Linked DNA regions of Homo sapiens: region 1 is linked to region 2. A link is a loop called in an ENCODE intact Hi-C map of the cell type or tissue named here. Cell type or tissue: gastrocnemius medialis. All regions are shown on one strand. Links, peaks and the distances in the headings refer to the core of each region. The heading gives the core; the rest is flanking DNA.

Region 1 (9,058 bases), core at 616-8,615, 220 kb before region 2:
CTTTGGGTTATAAGAATCATCATGGTTCTATATCATCCAATCCTTTCATTAGTTTGTTGCTTAAATTGTTCCAGCCTTGCTCGTTGGGAACTCCTGGTTCCTTTTGACATGCCCACATTAAAAAAAAAAAATGATGCATAATGGATGTACATAGTTTTGGGGCCCCCATTTTTTTTCCAATTCCTTACTTTCTGGCATTACAAGCTGCTCCAAAACTCACCTTGTGTTTTCACTGCTTTAGCCCTAGAATCAGTTATTTCTCCAAGGAGCCTGGTTCCTTTAATCAGAGAATGGTATTTAGAAACCATGTTTCTGAGTGTTGGGTGTGCTCGTTGCTACTGGGGTGTCATTGCTTCTAGGCCCTCTCAGTGAACAGTTAGGAATATTTACATATATTTATGTATATATGTATGTATGCTAACCCATGAATATGTGCATATCTATGTTTGTGTATCTGTCTATTTGTATATATACTTTTAAAAAGAGTTTGTGCCAGGCGCAGTGGCTCACACCTGCAATCCCAGCGCTTTGGGAGGCCAAGGTGGGTGGATCACCTGTGTCAGGAGTTTGAGACCGACCTGATCAACATGGTGAAACCCCGTCTCTACTAAAAACATAAAAAAATTAGCTGAGTGTGGTGGTGCATGCCTGTAGTCCCAGCTACTTGGGAGGCTGGGGAGGAGAATCACTTGAACCCAGGAGGCAGAAGTTGCAGTGAGCCAAGATCGTGCCATTGCACAGTAGCCTGGGCAACAAGAGTGAAACTCTGTCCCCAAAAAAAGAAAAAAAAAGAAAGAATTTGTATTATCTCTGACTTGAATCCAACCCTGCAGGTTTCATTCTAACCTTCTCCCTTTTCTCACTGCTGCTTTTTTCTCTGATGGTGAGAAACCTGACTCCCATTATCTATAATTTATTTACATATTTGTTCAACCCTAGTATACATGTGAAGTAGTTTCAGAATCACCAATGTAGTTCCCTATGAAAAGTAAATTTATCAACTAGAGTATAGTGTTTTTGCAGAGTTCTTTTTGCACAGTATTTTTTTAGCTTTACAGATTCCAGTCAAACACATCATTTTCCATTGTGTGTGAAGTTTGTGACAGTGAAATAAAAAAGAAAAAAACCCCATCATTTTCCAAAGTTACTTAGGTCAGCTTCTTTTTTTTCCTTCTTGATGGGCACATCTTAATATTTCCAAAGCATTTCTACATCTGGTTTCTTTTATCATATCATTGTTGGATGGGGGAAGAAGAAACCATGACATATGAAGGTTGAACTGGTTGTCTCAGGTCACATGATCAGCTGGATCATGATTAGAACTACTTTGGGCTTTGCTGGACCATACCACCTTTCCTAGAGTTGCTGTTTTCTTGGTGGGTCTGGGCTGCAAAGCCAGCTGTTGCAGAGAATGTCTGGTGAAAGGAGAAGGTGAAGTACGGCTGGGAAGCTCTGTCTTTTTTGGTCAGGCAGAATTGTCAGATGTCAGTGGGAAGGAAGCTTAGAGATCTCATGGTTCAACTCACTTTCCTTATGGATGGGGAAACTGAAGCCTAGAGAGGTGATGTACCTTGTCCAAGATGAACTAGTTGGTTAGAGCCATGGGTGGGAATAGGATTCAGAACTCTGTGCTCCCATATCTGTGCTCTTCCCACCACACTGCATGGGCTACAAGGTCAAGGGGTTGCAGGTTTGGAGAGAAAGACCCTTTGAAATTGTTTCTACAGGGCCGGGAGAATTTGCCATCATTCCCTAAATAGAGAGGTTCTTTCATACCTTAAGCATTCTGAAGTGGTCAGAGAGCTAATTAAGAAATGCCTGATGGGTCTGGAAATTTGCTTCCCACATGTTGCAACAGTAATGATCTCATCTAAAAGTGGCGACTTGAGGGATGTTGTGAATTCCAGAGCTGCCGTTTTTAAGCGTGTCATGTCCTCTCTTAATTGTCACCCTCTAGCATCTGCAAAGCTGAGGATAGTAGTGTCTATCCTGTTCAGGTCATGGAGTTATTTTAAGGCTCCTTGCTTAACTGTAAGACAGGAATCAAAGCTTTTTTTTCTTTTCTTTCTTCCTTCTAACTGCTGGTTTCCTAACCTCCAGCATAGTACATAGAACACAGTAGGAATTCAATAAATATTTATTGGATGAATGAATAAAGAATCATATGAGGTCCTTCAGTTAAAAGTACACTGTCATCTCTAAAGCACTATACAGATGTAAGGGACTGCTAATGACATTAACTAACACTCTGAATTAGGGCGAGTTGGTTACCCTCTGTGGACTTCAGTGTCCTATCTGCCATACGAGATGCTCCAGGCTCATCTTGCATTTTGGATTAAAGCTGATGATTTCTAAGGTCTCTTTCAGATCTGTAATTCTGTAATTGCAGTGATACTTATTATCAAGAGTATTTGTGAGAATTTTCAGATTGGTTTAGGATATGAAAGTATCACATGCCATCATGGACTACAGCAGAGATAACATCCTTTGCATGTGTGATTTCTAGTTGATTGGTAGTGGCTGCCTGGAATGCAATGTTGAGAAAGACTCTGAGGGTCAGCAGAATAGTGATGATTAGTGATTAGTGATGATTAGAATGATTGATTCACGATGTCTGTCAGGAACACGGAATATCAGGTAGTTGCAAGCATGCCAAATATCTGCCATCTCCAACCTAGATGCCTAAAACAGCGTTGCCCTGGAATTTCTGGCAGGAATGTTACTATTATTATTTTCTTGATTTTGCATAATAATGGAGAGAGATTGCTTGGATGAAGCCAGGGTTTCCTAGAGGTAAACAAAGAGCCCTATAGACTTGTAGTAAGACTTGCCACCGTTCTGCCTTTGATTGCCTCTCTCCTATTTTTTAATTTATCAGGCAAATAAAGATGAACATGTTCAACTGATTGATGAGAAGCACATCCAGGCCCAGGATTCTTTCTACTACTCTGGGACTCAAGCAGATACATGGCTTCTGTTCTTGAGGAAATTGAGAATGTAGAAGGATGCAAACATTCTAGACATAAACACGAACCCACTCACCCAAAAAGTACATGATGAACACCTACAGTATGCTAGGCAGGCCCAGGTAAATGGCTTGGCCCTGAAGACATAGGTGATATTTTCAGGATAAAGGTCTTCTCCCTTTCTCTTGTTTCCTTAACACTAGTTAAGTGTTAAGGAACCATTGACTGATCAGTATGTGTGGGTCCATGAGCTTTCTGAATATAACCATTATTTTCCCCAGTCTACCCAAGTGATAAGGAAATAGTAAGTTTCAGGTCTGATTCCCAGAATTCTTGATGGAAATATACAAACGAATCTCCTAAATCTCTTGTTGCACATGGGGAAAGCCAGCCAGCCGAGGAGAGACCTTCATGGGCCATTAGGTACCATCCTGTTTCTCAATGTACTTTTAAAACCCAAGGAGGCCATGAATGTGAGGATGTTCTCATTCATTCCTGCTTACCCAGATATGTGGAGAGACCTCTGCGTCTTGGTTTGGGGGTCATGTGTATTGTTCCCCCATGCCATTTCTTCATGACCGGCCAGAAATGTATCACAAATGGAGGACTGACATGACAACCCCTGCCATTCTTCTTCTAGTGGGTCCTCCTTTGCCCTAGTGACACGGGCTTCCATTTACCTTCCCTCAGGACTGGTCTTTCTCCACTGTCCAGGCAGTTTCTGAAGAGACCGCACTACCTAACCGAGTGATTACTTCAGGACTTGAAATAGCTTTTTTCCTGTCCCAGATATGACACAGTCACTTCCTCAGTAGAGCCATCACTCCAAGAGGAACAGGACGTCCTTGTAACGGAGCCAGGAAGGTCACATGATCAGACAGCCGGGGGCCTCCTGGGACCTCGTTTCCCCTTAAGCTGTTGGCAAGGACTTGTCTATGAAAGTCTGTCTATGAGAGGCCCTGGCAAGCCATCCCGAACCTACCCTCCTATAGGGTTTCAGTCCAAAGCAATTTCTGCAGGGAATAAACTTTTGATGAATGAATGACAAGCAGGGTGATTGGGGAGGATTTCTGTGGAATATCTTTGGTGATCACATAGAAATAAACCCAGCATGCACAGGCTTCCACATTAGGAGGTCAGGGGATCCCCATGATCCTGTTATCTTTGTCTTCAGTGGCACCCTTAAAGGAGGCCATAAAGTTTGGACAAGTAGCCCAATTTGCTGATTGGGGAATCCCTTGGCATAGTCTGGAGCCAGCTAGAGTAGAGAGTGAGAAACAGGGAGGAAAGATTTTCCCTAGAATTCAGGATCAGGCAAAAGAGAAAGATATTTATGAAGGCTGAAGCTCAGCCACAGCACCAGCTCCAGACCCCCAGACCTCACAGACTCATGGTCAAGTTTTACTGGGAAGTGACTGAGCACTACAGGGGAAAATATGATTTAGGCATTTATGCAGAAGCAGGGTTTGGGGAGCTGAGAAAAGTCTTCAAGAGGCCTAAAGAAGGGGAAAATTAGCTGAGTCAGAAGCCAACAAGAGGAACCTGAAGGAGAGGAACTTGGTATGTAGAGTCAGAGGCAGCCTCATGTTGGGAGAGAGAGTTGAGTGTTTTTAAAATCTTTAATGTCTGGTGCCAAGAAAGTCTTTAGGAGACATAAAGCAATTCTATATTTATTTAGTGAAACCTTCCAGTCAACTAAGAGTCACCTTTGGGATGAATGGGAGAATCCCTTTTAAATTAAATTAATTCAGTTTAAGACAAGGTTTCACTCTGTCACCCAGGCTGGAGTGTAGTGGTGCCATCTCGGCTCAGTGCAACCTCTGCCTCCTGGGTTCAAGTGATCCTCCTGCCTCAGCCTCCTGAGTAGCTGGGGCTTCAGGTGCAAGGGTCAGGTCACTACACTCAGCTAATTTTTAAATTTTTTTGTAGAGACAAGGTCTCACTATATTGCCCAGGCTGTTCTTGAACCCTTGGTCTCAAGCGATCCCCCCATCTCAGCCTCCCAAAGTGTTGGAATAGCAGGTGTGAGCCACTGCGCCCAGCCAGAATCCCTACTCAGACTAGGAAAAACTTCCAGAATACCAGGAACCCCGAGTACTAGGAATTTTCCATGGCCATCTGGTCTTGCTGCTCAGCCTCTTCTCTTTTCTCCCAGACTACAATAGCAGATAAACCCAAAGGCTCCAGGGCCTTTGATCTATGGAAGAATTGAAGCTGGTCATCACACAGGTGAGGTTGCACAACTTCAGTTTATGTCTGGGACATGGAGAAAGCTACCTGGCCAAATGGTGGACATCAGGGTTGCATTGGTTAGAGTGCACATTTGTAGGCAATAGAATTCATTCTAGCAAGTTTAAGAAGGGGTTTATTTGGGGATATTGGGAAGATCACAGAATTGTCAGAAGGGCTGAAGGAACAAGCTCTAAGCTGAAATTCCATGAACACTTCCTAGAGACACACTGCAGGATTGGGTCGGTAAGAAGCTGTTACCACTGCCAACCATGAACCATGGTTGTCTCTGCTGCAGGCAAAGAGCTGCCACTGCCACCTCCAGCCCCAGAAACCTGCTGTACCTGCTGCCATCTGGGCCTGCACCCCTTCTGTTTCCTCATGTAGCTCACTTCCAAATCAAAGTCTCATGTGGGTGCATCTAAGTGGCAAAACCTAAGCCATGTGTCTGTACCCAGCAGCAAGCAAAGCTGAGAAATGTCTACACCCACACATCTATGCAGAGAGACACAAATTCAATGTGAATATCCTTAAAATGTGGAGAGATTATGCAAAAGCTTTTGGAAGTCAAGAATGACAGATATCTACTACAAGAAGTCTGTGAACTATGGCCTGAGATGCTCAGGAAAAGGTGATCTGTTGAAAGTGCCCCACTGTGTGGGTGAAGTGATAGAGTCCCTGGTGGACTTCCCTCAATAGCATTAAGCTCAGTTCATCTTGGGCAAAATAGAGAAGTAAGAAATGCTTGTGTTCTAGGTTCTTCAATCAACCAAGTAAAACTGTTTTTACCATTTATTTATTTTTAAGATTCTTTCAAAAAGATTTGAGTCAACCATGGTATTGTTTTGCATATTACAGTACTAGTCAATTCTGGGCATCATGAAAGACACAAACAGTTACACACATGGCTTTTGATCTGAATGGGGAGCCAGGAAACACACTAATGCCATCGTTATAAACATACCAAATCCTATATAATGAGCACCAAACGAATGGCATGGATAAGTGATCACGTTGCTCAGAGGAGAGCTGTGGTTTGGGGTAGTTAGGATGGCTTTTTGGAGGAGGCAGGACCAGAGGTGGGTCTTGAACAATGAGTAGGATTTAGACAGACAGTGAAGAGGAAAAAGCAGTCCTAGGGGATAGAAATGAGGTGAGCGAAGCCTGGAGCGGATGGAGGGTGTGGCTATCAACGAGCTCCATGGGGGTGGACAGTCAATTCTAAGTCTAGGAGAAGTACAGGATTTGAATAGAAGAATTATAGATGAAAACAACAAAAACTGGAGTTGAGACCATATTTTGGAGGATCTTGGTTGCCTCATGAATTAGTCAGGACTGTTTTAGTTTCAAGTGATAGAAATCCAATTCAAATTTACTTAAGATAAAATGGAATTTATCATTTCATCTAATTAAAAAGCCCAAGGGCATGAGTATGACACATAGCTGGATCCATGTTCTCAAAAGATGTCATCAGGGCTCAGTCTCTCTCCTTCTCTCAGCTCTGGCTCATCTGCATTGATTTCATTTCCCAGGAGGCTTTCTCCATGTGGTGGTCCCTGGCAACTCTAGGCTTACGTCACCTCAGTTCAGCCATCTCTTGCCAAATATTTCCAGAAGAATTCTCAGAATTCTTAGGACTGAGGCTGGTTGGTTGGCTCAGTCTGGGTCATGAACAACTATCCTCTAACCCTGCTGGAACTACAACCATGACCAGAGGGATGTGGGCTTTCTCACTGACCAGGTCTGGGACGTGGCCCAAGAGGGCAAGTTCATCTCCACCCCAACCATATGGAGGAATGGCCACTGTAGCAGATGCTGCCAGTGCCCCATCCTTATCCCCTTGGTCCTTACCATTTCGGTGGATGCTGGTTTAATTTTCTACTGTTAACACCCTCATGTCTTTGCCTGAGGGCTTTCTCTCACCACCAGAGCCCACTCTGAACACATTCAAGAAAGGCCAGAAATGCCAGGGAGTTAACACTTCCTAAGAGCAGTCCTTGGCCAATGGCTGTTGGAGTTGGAGGATGAATACCCCATTTTTTTTTTGTCTCGGGTGAGATGACTCTGTGGCTCATGTTCTACAGTGTTTCTCAGAGTTCCCCAGTAGGATTAAGTTCCAGTTGCTCAGTGTGGTCACTTGAATGATGATACACTCTGCATTGACTTCCTTCCTTCTCCATCTTACTTTCCTACTTGCCTACTGGTATTTCCCAGAACTTCCTCCCAAATAAATTCTCACACTTGAATCTGTCTAAAGGTCTGCTTTTGGGGAATCCAAATTAAGATATTCCCCAATGGAAGACCAGATGCTGTTGCCAAGATAAGGGAAAATGGATACTGGGTAGATAAGAACAATGGATGTCAGCCTCTCTTGGTTAAAAGATTTGGGAATTTAGCTGGGCACAGTGGCTCATGCCTGTAACCCCAGCACTTTGGGAGGCTGAGGCACATGGATCATGAGGTCAGGAGTTCAAGACCAGCCTGACCAACATGGTGAAACCCCGTCTCACTAAAAATACAAAAAACTAGCTGGGCATGGTGGCGCGTGCCTATAATCCCAGCTACTCAGGAGGCTGAGGCAGGAGAATTGCTTGAACCCAGAAGGTGGAGGTTGCAGTGAGCCGAGATTGCACCACTGCACTCCAGCCTGGGTGACAGAGTGAGACTCTGTCTCAAAAAAAAAAAAAAAAAAAAATTTGGGATTTTAATTTTTTTTTTGCCTGGGACTGTATTTGTCTGCCTCTTCCTAGAGGTAGGCAGTGAGTCCACTGATGGGAAGGCCACAGCCTACTCACTGTGGTGGTCACAGACCTGGTGCACAGCAGATGCTAAAAGTATTTGTTGTACTGAATTGAATTTTATAGTCAATGAAGAATCATTAAATAATTTTGTGAACTCAGAACTGGAAGAATGTGTTTTGTTTGTTCACCAAGATTCTGTAACCTGGTGGCAGTGTGGAGGATACATTGGGGAAAGGGAAGATAGAGAGACTCATTCAGAGGCGATCACAGTAGTTTGGGCTTGAGATGATAAGAGTCGGGACCAGGTAGTGGATGCAGGAGTGTGAAGAAAAGGTCAGAGGGGTGAGACTGGGCATCGGTGGAATATGGGCAGGAGATGAGACCATGGCTTAGTAAGGAGAATGATAATTTCTTCAGGAGTTGCTCATCTGGCCAGGACATAGCATAGTTGCCCAGTTTCCTATTGTTAGGGGATTTATAGAATTTCTACCATAGTTCTTCTTCTGAGGAGAGTGTGTGTGTATGTTGGCAGGGGGTGATAGCTGGAAAAGGAGTTATCTAAGGGCAAAAATTTATTAAGGTCTGTGATGGTTAGTTGTATGCATCAACTTGACTGAGCCATGGGGTGCCCAGATATTTGGTAAACATTATTTCAGGTGATTCTGTGAGGGTGTCTTCGGATAAGTCTTCCACATTTCAGTTGATAACTGAGTAAAGCAGATAGTTCTCCCTAATGTGGGCGGGTTTCCTCCAGTCAGTTGGAGGCCTGAATAGAACAAAAGGCTGACCCTCCCTGGAAGAAGAGGAAATTCCTCCTATTGACTGTCTTCAAGTGGGAACATTGGTTTTTGGGTTTTTTCTTGCCTTCGGACTCGAACTGCAACATCGGCTCTTTCTGGGTCTTGAGCCTGCAGGCCCTCACACTGGATCTACACTATCAGCTCTCCTGGGTCTCAAGACTGCCCACTGCAGATCTTGGGATCTGGCAGTCTCCATAATTGTATGAGCCAATTTCTTTCTTTCTTTCCTTTTTTTTTTTTTTTGACATGGTTTTGCTCTGTTGCCCAGACTAGAATGCAGTGATGCGTTCATGGTTCACTGCAGCCTCGACTTCCTGGGCTC
Region 2 (9,058 bases), core at 621-8,620:
GCACAAGGCCCTGTAGAAATAGATTAGCCCCAGTCCACCCTCATCGCCTATTTTCTATTACTCCAAATCCTGCTTCCATGGTAATGGAAGCTGGTTGGCCTGCCTTGCTGGTGGTTCATGCCTCTACACCCTACAAACACGAACACAACCTACGTACTGCTGTAATTGAATACCACAGACTCAGTAATTTACAAAGAAATGAAATTTATTTCTCACAACTCTGGAGGCTGGCCAGTCCAAGAGCATGGCACCAGTATCTGGCCAGGGTCATCCCATGGCAGAAGGGTGGAAGGCAGAAGTGAGCACATGAGACAGAGAGGGGAGCAGACCAAACTCCACCTTTTTATCAGGAACCCACTCCTGCAACAACCAACTCATTCCTGTGATAATGGCGTTAATCTATTCATGAGAGTGGAGCCCTCATGAGCTAATCACCTCTTAAAGGTCCTGCCTCTCAACACTGTTTCAATGGCAATTAAATTTCAGTATGAGTTTTGGAGGGCACATTCAAACCGAAGTGGCTCCAACCCCACATTTTCACTTGGGATTGCCCTAGTGGGGACTCTCTGAGGTGACCGTTCCCCTGAAGCAGATTTCTACTTGAGCTTCCAGGTGATCCATGACATCCTTTGAAATCTAAGCAGAGGAAGCCATGCTTCTATAGCCCTTGCATTTTGCATCCTTGCAGACTTAACACCAAATGTTTGCCATCAAGGTTTACCACCTATTCTTTCTGGAGCACCCAGGCTGCTTGAGCCACAGCTGGGAGGGCTGAGAGGCACTGTGCTGAAATTCAGGGAGCAGAGAGAGAGAGTTTCACTTTGTCACCCAGCCTGGAGTGCAGTGGCATGATTATAACTCACTGCAGCCTCGAACTCCTGGGCTCAAGGGATCCTCCTTCCTCAGCCTTCCAAGTAACTGGGACTACACATGCCACCACACCCAGCTAATTAAATTTTTTTTTTTTTTTTTAGAGATGAAGTTTCACTACATTGCCCAGGCTAGTGTTGAACTCCTAACCTCAAGTGATCCTCCTGCCTCAGCCTCCTGAGTTGCTGGGATTACAGGTGTGAATCACCATGCCCAGCTTGGGTAATTTGTAGGGAAAAAAAATTATTTCTCATAGTTCTGGAGGCTGGGAAATCCAAGAGCATGGCGCCAGCATCTGGCAAGTGTTATCCCATGGCAGAAGGGTGGAAGGTGGAAGCAAGCACATGAGACAGAAAGGGAAGTGAGCCAAACTCGTCTTTTTTATTGGGAACCCACTCCAAAGATAAACCCGCTTCTGTGACAATGACATTAATCGAGGGACCCATTAATCCATGAGGGCTCTGTCCTCATGACCGAATCACTTCTTAAAGGCCCCGCTTCTCAACTCTGTTACAATGGCAATTAAATTTCAACACGAGTTTTGGAGGAGACATTTAAACCACAGCAATCATTGAGAGAAGATGACAGAGACCAGATATCTACTTACATCGTGCCCAAAACCCCCAGTGGTGACTCATGGTGGACAGTTAAATGGCTGTCCAGATAGGCCATTCACTAACCCATGAGTGAGGGCAGAGACTATCTGTGTCTTGTTTACTGCTATATTCCTAGTGCCCAGCAGAGCAGATATGTGATATTTATAGGTTTGATAAATGAATTAATTAATCATAAATATAAATAATTCATTCATTCATATATTCTCAAGCCTTGTCTACTTCAGGTTGAGAATTTTGAGTTTGGACTGTGACTAAATTACCTATGGCTCCCTCAAAGGTTTGTGTCTCATTGTTTATCCCCAGGGGGTGGGGGAACAAGTCCATAAGAGCCCTAAATGCCCAGGAAGCAGGACTGACTGGGATGATCTGGTGGCCTCAGGAAGGTCACTGCACTACTATAATGGGGATCTAGTTCTGTCTGGGTCTAAAACCTGGGGCTGAAGGCAAGATGTCACGGAATTGTGACCTAGAGCTGAGATGCACCTGATTACAGTGACCCCCACACACTTTTTTTTTTGCTACCCAGAATCCATTTCTTCTCCTTCTCCTTCTTCTCCTCCTCCTCCTCTTCGTCCTCCTCCTCCTCCCCTTTCTCCTCCTCCTCCTCCTCCCCTTTCTCCTCCTCCTCCTCCCCTTTCTCCTCCTCCTCCTCCTCTTTCTCCTTCTTCGAGATGGAGTCTCACTCTGTCACCCAGGCTAGAGTGCAGTGGAGTAATCTCGGCTCACTGCAACCTCCAACTCCCGGGTTCAAGTGATTCTTCTGCCTCAGCCTCCTGAGTGGCTGGGATTACAGGTGCATGCCATCACGCCTGGTTAATTTTTATATCTTTAATAGAGATGGGGTTTCACCATGTTGGCCAGGCTGGTCTTGAACTCCTGACCTCAAGTGATCCACCCGCCTAGGCCTCTCAAAATGCTGGTATTATAAGCGTGAGCCACTGCGCCCCGGCTCTATTACTCCTTCTTCTGACAAAGCATCTGCATTTCCTTTCTATGTGTAGAGCTGTCAATCAAGGTGTCTTCTCTGCCTTATCTGGCCAAGATACAACCAAACACCCAGACTGGGCCAATCAGACTACTGGGAATCTCGCTTTGGAGCAGAGCAAAGAAAAGACCCAGAAGATGTTTGGAGCCCCTCTACTCTAACTGTGAAGCCCTGGCCAGAGAGAGAATTCCTGTGGTGGAGAATTGTCCTGGCTTCTGCCTTGTTCTGGGCCTTGTTCTCTGGGCTTCTTTTGAATTCTGTGAGCCACATACATCCTTCCAATACATTCATTTACTGCTGATGTCAACCAGAGTAAGCTTCTATTGTGAAACCAAAAAAATGGTGACTCATTGTACCTGGGTTTCCCAGAGAGGGGGCGAGGGGGCAGGGCACTGCATCCTAATTCTCAGGGGCTAACAGGAGTAGACTGCTTTCTGAGAGGGTTTGAGGGTGTTCTGTGCTCCACCAGAAACTGGGCATGCAGCCAGAACCACACCAGCCTCTGGATTGCCCAACCTGGATACTACCCATTACTGCTTCTGGAAGGAACCCCAGGCTCTAATTTGAAAACCATCACTGGGAGTTGCAACTCAGCCTCCAGGCTTCACTCCCCATCCTCTTCAGTCCATTCTATGAGGAGCTCAGCCCATCAGCTAAAAGGCAATATTCAAAATCCAGGCCAGGCACTGGCAGTCAGAATGGGGTCGGAGCTGGAGCAGGGTGAAGGCATGCGTCTGCGTTGTTGCATGGAGGGGCACTAGGGTAGGGGCTATCAGTCAGCCAGATGTACATATTTTAATATTTCAACAGCCAGTTCAACTGCACCGGTGCGCACCATCTCGCTATCAGCTTAGCACCTACAGGACTGTGGGGGTCTTGGAGGGAGGGACTCTCCAGTGTGTTCTTGTAATTCTCCTCGCCTCTCCCTCTTCTTCCCCACCTGTCTCTGCCTCGCCAGAGGTTTGCACAGAGCAGATGATTAACATATTTGTAAATAAAAATCCCAAGATAGAAGAAAGAAAATGAAGAGGAAGAGAATGGGTGCAAGGAGGGGAAGGAAGATTAAAAAGTTGGGTCTGTTCTAAAAAAAAAATCACACCATGGACCATTCCTCCTGCCGCCTCACTCCCCCACCCCAAAGTGTTCATCTACATATGCTCATTTAAAATAAGCATTAGGGGCACCCTTGAAAGAAAAGAAAAGTGCAAAATAAAGGTGATGTATGAAAGAGTGAGGGGTCATCTTGCTAGGGGCAGGGATGATACTGGCTGCCATTTATGATCTCATTTTCTGTTCACTCTATTATTTTAGGAAAGATTATTATCCCCATTTTACAGATAAAGAAAGACTCCGAAGAGGCTAAATGGTTTGCCCAAGGTCACACAGTTAAACGTGGAGATGGGACTCAACCTCTCTTTGGCTGCTTGCAAAGTTGGAGCTATATATAGCAAGCGCAAGCGCACCTGGGGAACTCCCCACATTCCAGGATTACAGCCAGGACCATTGGGACAGCGGTCCCGGGTTGGTGCTGCCACCTAGTGACAGAGAACTGCAGAGATCAACTTTCCTCCCTCTCCTCCGTTCCCCCTCCCTCCTGCATCCTCCTTTCCCAGCTTGAGAGAGTCCTGAACCATGGCAGCCAACCATCACTTGTTTGGGCAGAAGCTTGAATACAGAGAATTGACCTCTAGATGCAAGCTGGCGCCTCATTCAGCTTCCTCACTCTATCCTAGGGCATAGCTCTGAAGAGATGTTTGGGTGAGTGACCAGGAATGCAAATCTGCACAGATTTGGGCATCAACCTGGTTTCCAAACACAAGCTCTGCAGATATTTTACTGTGAAACTCCGGGTAGCCGTGAACAGGATGTTGGCTACATCCTGTTTTAGGGTGATAACTACGTTGTACCTGCACAGTCCCAATCATTGAATACCTGCTAGCTCCCCGGTAACATGTTAATAGCAGCCTCTCATTTCCTTTTTGCCCTATCTTTTTTCCTTTTATTTTAGATTCAGGGGTACATGTGCAGGCTTGTTACATAGGTAAATTGCATGTCACGGGGGTTTGGTGTATAGATTATTTCATCACCCGGGTAATACACGTAGTACCTAATACCTGATAGGTAGTTTTTCAGTCTTCACCCTCTTCCTGCCCTCCACCCTCGAGTAGGCTCCAGTGTCTGTTTGTCTTATCTTTGTGTCCTTAGCTCCCACTTACAAGTGAGAATATGCAGTATTTGTTTTTCCATTTCTGTGTTAGTTCGCTCAGGGTAATGGTCTCCAGCTCCATCCATGTTGCTGCAAAGGACATGATCTTGTTCCTTTTTATGGCAGCATAGTATTCCATGGTGTATATGTACCACATTTTCTTTATTCAGTCTATAGCTGATGGGAACTTAGATGGGTTCCGTCTCTTTGCTATTGTGAATAGTGTCTAATTTTATGTGAAGCCCAAACACCAACACATGTTGCCCAAGCTCACTGAGCAAGGCCTTCAGCCCTGATCTTCAGACTCCAAGTGCAGTGCCCTTCCTACTCCGCTGCCCTGTGCTGTGCCCCGCTCCCCCACAATTCAACTCACCCTGTGAAACCTTGTTTTTGTCAGCCTAGTCATCCAGACATGATGACTCAAGGGTCGCTGTGGAACAGGCTGTCAGGGGAGGACCTGTGTCAGCACAGTGGCTTTCTTGACCTTTATGGCAGTGGGGAGTTACCTCAGTCTAAAACGTGTGGCTGCCAAGTGACTTCAGTCTCAACTGAAGCACGGACATGATCGATGGGCAGATAAGGAAAGCCATTCCCACTCCCTGAGCTTTCCACACCTCCTTCAGCGTCTTCTCTCTTCTCCTAAGTCCAAGATCACCTGGAACATAGAAGCCACGGGTTAAAATTTTTCATTCAGACCTGGCTCTCAGAATCTTGTTGCAAATGGAGAATAAAGGGTCACCTCTAGAAGGCAAAGTGGTCTCACCAAATATGTGCCTCACCCTGTCCACAATTAATCTAGTAATGTCTCTGTCTAGTCCTGCATAATTTGTGTCAGGAAATCCACTTTAGTTACCCATAGTGATGAAATAAACACAACAGTCAGATCTGCACCTAGCACAGTGTATATAGTCAGGGCAGATACTAGGTGACAAGCTCGAAGTAGATTTTTAAACCTGAAATGTATAGATTATCCATCTAAACCGTGATTTATTTCATCTGGGGGTCATTGGGCTGCTTTGACTATCTGATGAAACTGTGGACTCCCCCGCCTCTCCCTTTATAAAACATGTTTCTTTTTTCTTTCTTTCTTTCTTTTTTTTTTTTTTTCGAGACAGAGTTTCATTCTTGTTGCCCAGGCTGGAGCACAATGGCGTGATCTCAGCCCACTGCGACCTCCACCTCCTAGGTTCAAGTGATTCTCCTGCCTCAGCTTCCCAAGTAGCTGGGATTACAGGCATGCACCACCACGCCTGGCTAATTTAATTTGTATTTTTAGTAGAAACAGGGTCTCCCCATGTTGGTCAGGCTGGTCTCAAACTCTTGACCTCAGGTGATCCACCCCCTTCAGCCTCCCAAAGTGCTGAGATTACAGGTGTGATCCACCATGCCCAGCCAAAACACATGTGTATTAATCAATTTGGATGATATGATTTCAGGGGTTTGCAGGATTCTGAAACCCATTCGTAGACCCTTAGATAAAAACTCTTCATCAGTCAACACAGCAGTCACCCAAGACTCAAGAAACAGAGCTGCTGGTAGCAAGCATGGCCCAGGACATCGGCATTGGATTGGAGTGCAGAAGCTCCCAGGTCGCCACAGTGTGGTGAGCCAGGAGGGCCTCACACTCCCAGGAGAAAGCCTACTCCACGTGAGGCAGAATCTTTGACTCGGGCCGTTTCCATCTGTCCACTCTGACACAATGTGTCATTAATGGTGAGCAGGAAGGAGTGGAGACGAAGGATGCAAAGAGGTTCGGGAACTGGATGAAGATTTATGTTATGTACATTACTTGATAACATTTTTTAAAAGGTTGAAAGCTTAATAGATTTTTTAAATGATGTACTCTAAAGATGTCCTTCTGATTATAGGTGCGGTTGCTCACACCTGTAATCCTAGCACATTGCGAAGCCAAGGTGGTTGGATTGTTTTGAGTTCAGGAATTGGAAACCAGCCTGGGCAACATAGTGAGACTCCGTCTTTACAAGAAGAAAGTTAAAAAAAATTAGCTGTATGTGGTGCATTCTTATAGTCCTAGCTACTCAGGAGGCTAAATTGGGAGGATTTCTTGAGCTCAGGAGTTCAAGGCTGCAGTGAGCTATGATGATACCACTGCACTCCAGCACAGGTGACAGAGCAAGATCCTGCCTCTTTAATAAATGCTTGAAACGCTTCAACAGCAAACAAATAAATAAAAATGTCTGTTTAATAAACGCTTTCATGCTAAAGTAGCCACGTGTCCTCTGAGGGCCGCAAATGCAGGATTAGGCAAACCTGTGTGAGATGACTGGCAGCCAGGGAATATGATCCTCAGGACATATGAACCTTTCTGCCTGCTTTCCCAAAACAAATAACCTCTTTTATACCTTGACTGATGACTGAAATCCTATTCTTAGAACTTTGTTCCTATGATGTAAGGTATTTATCACCCACCAGGTGCCTGCAAGTGCCTTGGTTTGGATTCTAAGTTGAAATGAGCCCTATTCCTTTGCAGCTCTTAGGAATCAGCTTGCCTCCCCTGATGCTTCTCTTGCACCTGCTGTCCATTCCATTTGCTTATTGATTCATTCATTCAACAAAATGTATTGAGCACTGACTTGTGTGAGACACTCTGCTAGGGAGTAACCAAGGGGCGAAGAAGAAAGCAGACCCAGCACCTGCCCTCATGGAGCCTACAGTCTGCCAGGGGAAACAAACACCAAAGAACTAATTATTCTATTTTTATTTTTTAATTTATTGAAACAGAGTATCACTCTGTCACCAGGCTGGAGTGCAGTGGTGCCGTCTTGGCTTACTGCAACCTCCGCCTCTTGGGTTCAAGCAATTCTCCTGCCTCAGCCTCCCGAGCAGCTGGGATTACAGACGTGCACCACCATGCTCAGTTAATTTTTGTATTTTTAGTAAAGATGAGGTTTCACTATGTTAGCCAGGCTGGTCTCGAACTCCTGACCTCAAGTGATCCACCCGCCTCTGCCTCCCAAAGCGCTGGAATTACAGGTGTGAACCACTGCGCCCTAATTATCCTAATTAAATAATGACAATTGTGGTAAGTGCCATGCAAAAGAAGCATCAGGAGCACATACACTCAGAACATGTGACCGATTTCAGGAAGGAAGTGACATTTCAACTGAGCCTTGAAGGAGGAGTAGAGTGAAACAGATGAGGAAGGCAGGGAAGAGCATTCCAGGCAGAAGGAAAAGCATGTGCCCAGGGTGGCCAGCATGAAGCATGGAGATTCTATCTCCTGGCCTGAGGAGCCTAGTGAGGTCCCCAAGTAACTAGAAAGATGGTCCTACCTCTTCCTAACGTCACCACCTCCAAAAGTTCTGGTGCTGTGTCCTACTTCACGGAAGGAATCCCCCATTTTTCACAGCTGGTGACCCACTGCAATCATCTGGCACAGCCCTACCCGCCTACCTGCCAGCACCCCCAGACCTTTCCTCCAGGCTTTGCCAGGAAACCACAGCAGCCTCCTAACTGCCTCTTTGTCTACTCCACATAGCAGCCAGAGAGATTCCTTTATAGCGCAAGTCCGCCACATCACTCCTCTGCTTAAAACTCCTTCAGGGCTTCTGGCCTCACTCAGTGTCCACATCCTAATCAGAGCCCACAAGGCCCTGCAAGATTTGACCCCCACTTACCTGTCTGAGCCCTTCTCCCACCAGCCCCCTGTTCTGTCTCTCTGCTCCAACCACACTGGGATCCCCGCTGTGTCTGGCCACACCAAGCACGTTCCTACCTCAGAGCCTTTGCACATGCTGTTCCCTGTGCCCGGAACACTCTTGCCCCAGATATCCATTTCCTCCCTTCTGCTCAAATGTTTTTTCCCTAACCACCATCTCACTCTTCATTGTGCTACCTCACATGATATTATGACACTTGTTTATCCATAGACTGTCTTCTCCACAGGATTATAAACTTCAAGAGGCTCAGGACCTTGTCAAGATGTTCACCATTATTTCCCCTGTGTTTAGAGCAGCACTTTCACATAGGGCTAACAATATGTTTTTATTAACATTTATGTGTTTATTTTTGAGACAGGGTCTTTGCTCTGTTGCTTAGGCTGGAGTGCAGTGGTGTGATCATGTCTCACTGCAGCCTCAACTTTCCAGGCTCAGGTGATCCTCCCATCTCAGCCTCCCAAGTAGCCAGGACCACAGGCATGCACCACCATGCCTGGCTAATTAACAATATGTTGAGTGAATCAATTAATGAATGGGTGTCACCACCCCCAGCACCACCCCACCCCCATCCTGCCTCCTCCTCATCCCTCACTAACTTTGGCAAAGGGGATGGAAGGAAATGCATGATGTCAAGACCCCATAATTCTTTCTGGTGCCCCCAAACTTTCCCAACACATTGGTCAGGAGCAGGTCTTCCTTC

The links. A loop is a pair of places that touch in the nucleus more often than their neighbours do. Peaks named below come from ENCODE experiments on the same cell type or tissue, not always from the same donor. Only the 100,000 strongest peaks of a DNase experiment are listed, where the experiment ranks them.
Region 1: a loop joins it to region 2, with 3 times the contacts of the local background. A loop is called at or near these places in 2 of 110 quality-filtered maps.

What each region holds. Positions count from the first base shown.
Region 1 is chr14:75,337,362-75,346,419 of GRCh38, forward strand. No RefSeq gene overlaps it. Among named protein-coding and RNA genes, the nearest start is that of LINC01220, 47 kb to the left of the region's middle. In gastrocnemius medialis, for the core only: no CTCF peak of the experiment used is centred there; DNase peaks (open chromatin) are centred at 3,820 and 6,770; H3K4me3 peaks cover 1,122 bases; H3K27ac peaks cover 4,756 bases.
Region 2 is chr14:75,557,140-75,566,197 of GRCh38, forward strand. It overlaps LOC107984653 (a long non-coding RNA gene), which reads left to right and starts at 1,032. Exons shown (of 2, transcript XR_001750830.1): 1 at 1,032-1,067; 2 at 2,489-2,779. RefSeq lists enhancers at 2,673-2,832, 5,138-5,217. In gastrocnemius medialis, for the core only: a CTCF peak has its summit at 4,002 (motif pointing left); DNase peaks (open chromatin) are centred at 2,928, 3,962, 5,124 and 6,942; H3K27ac peaks cover 6,711 bases.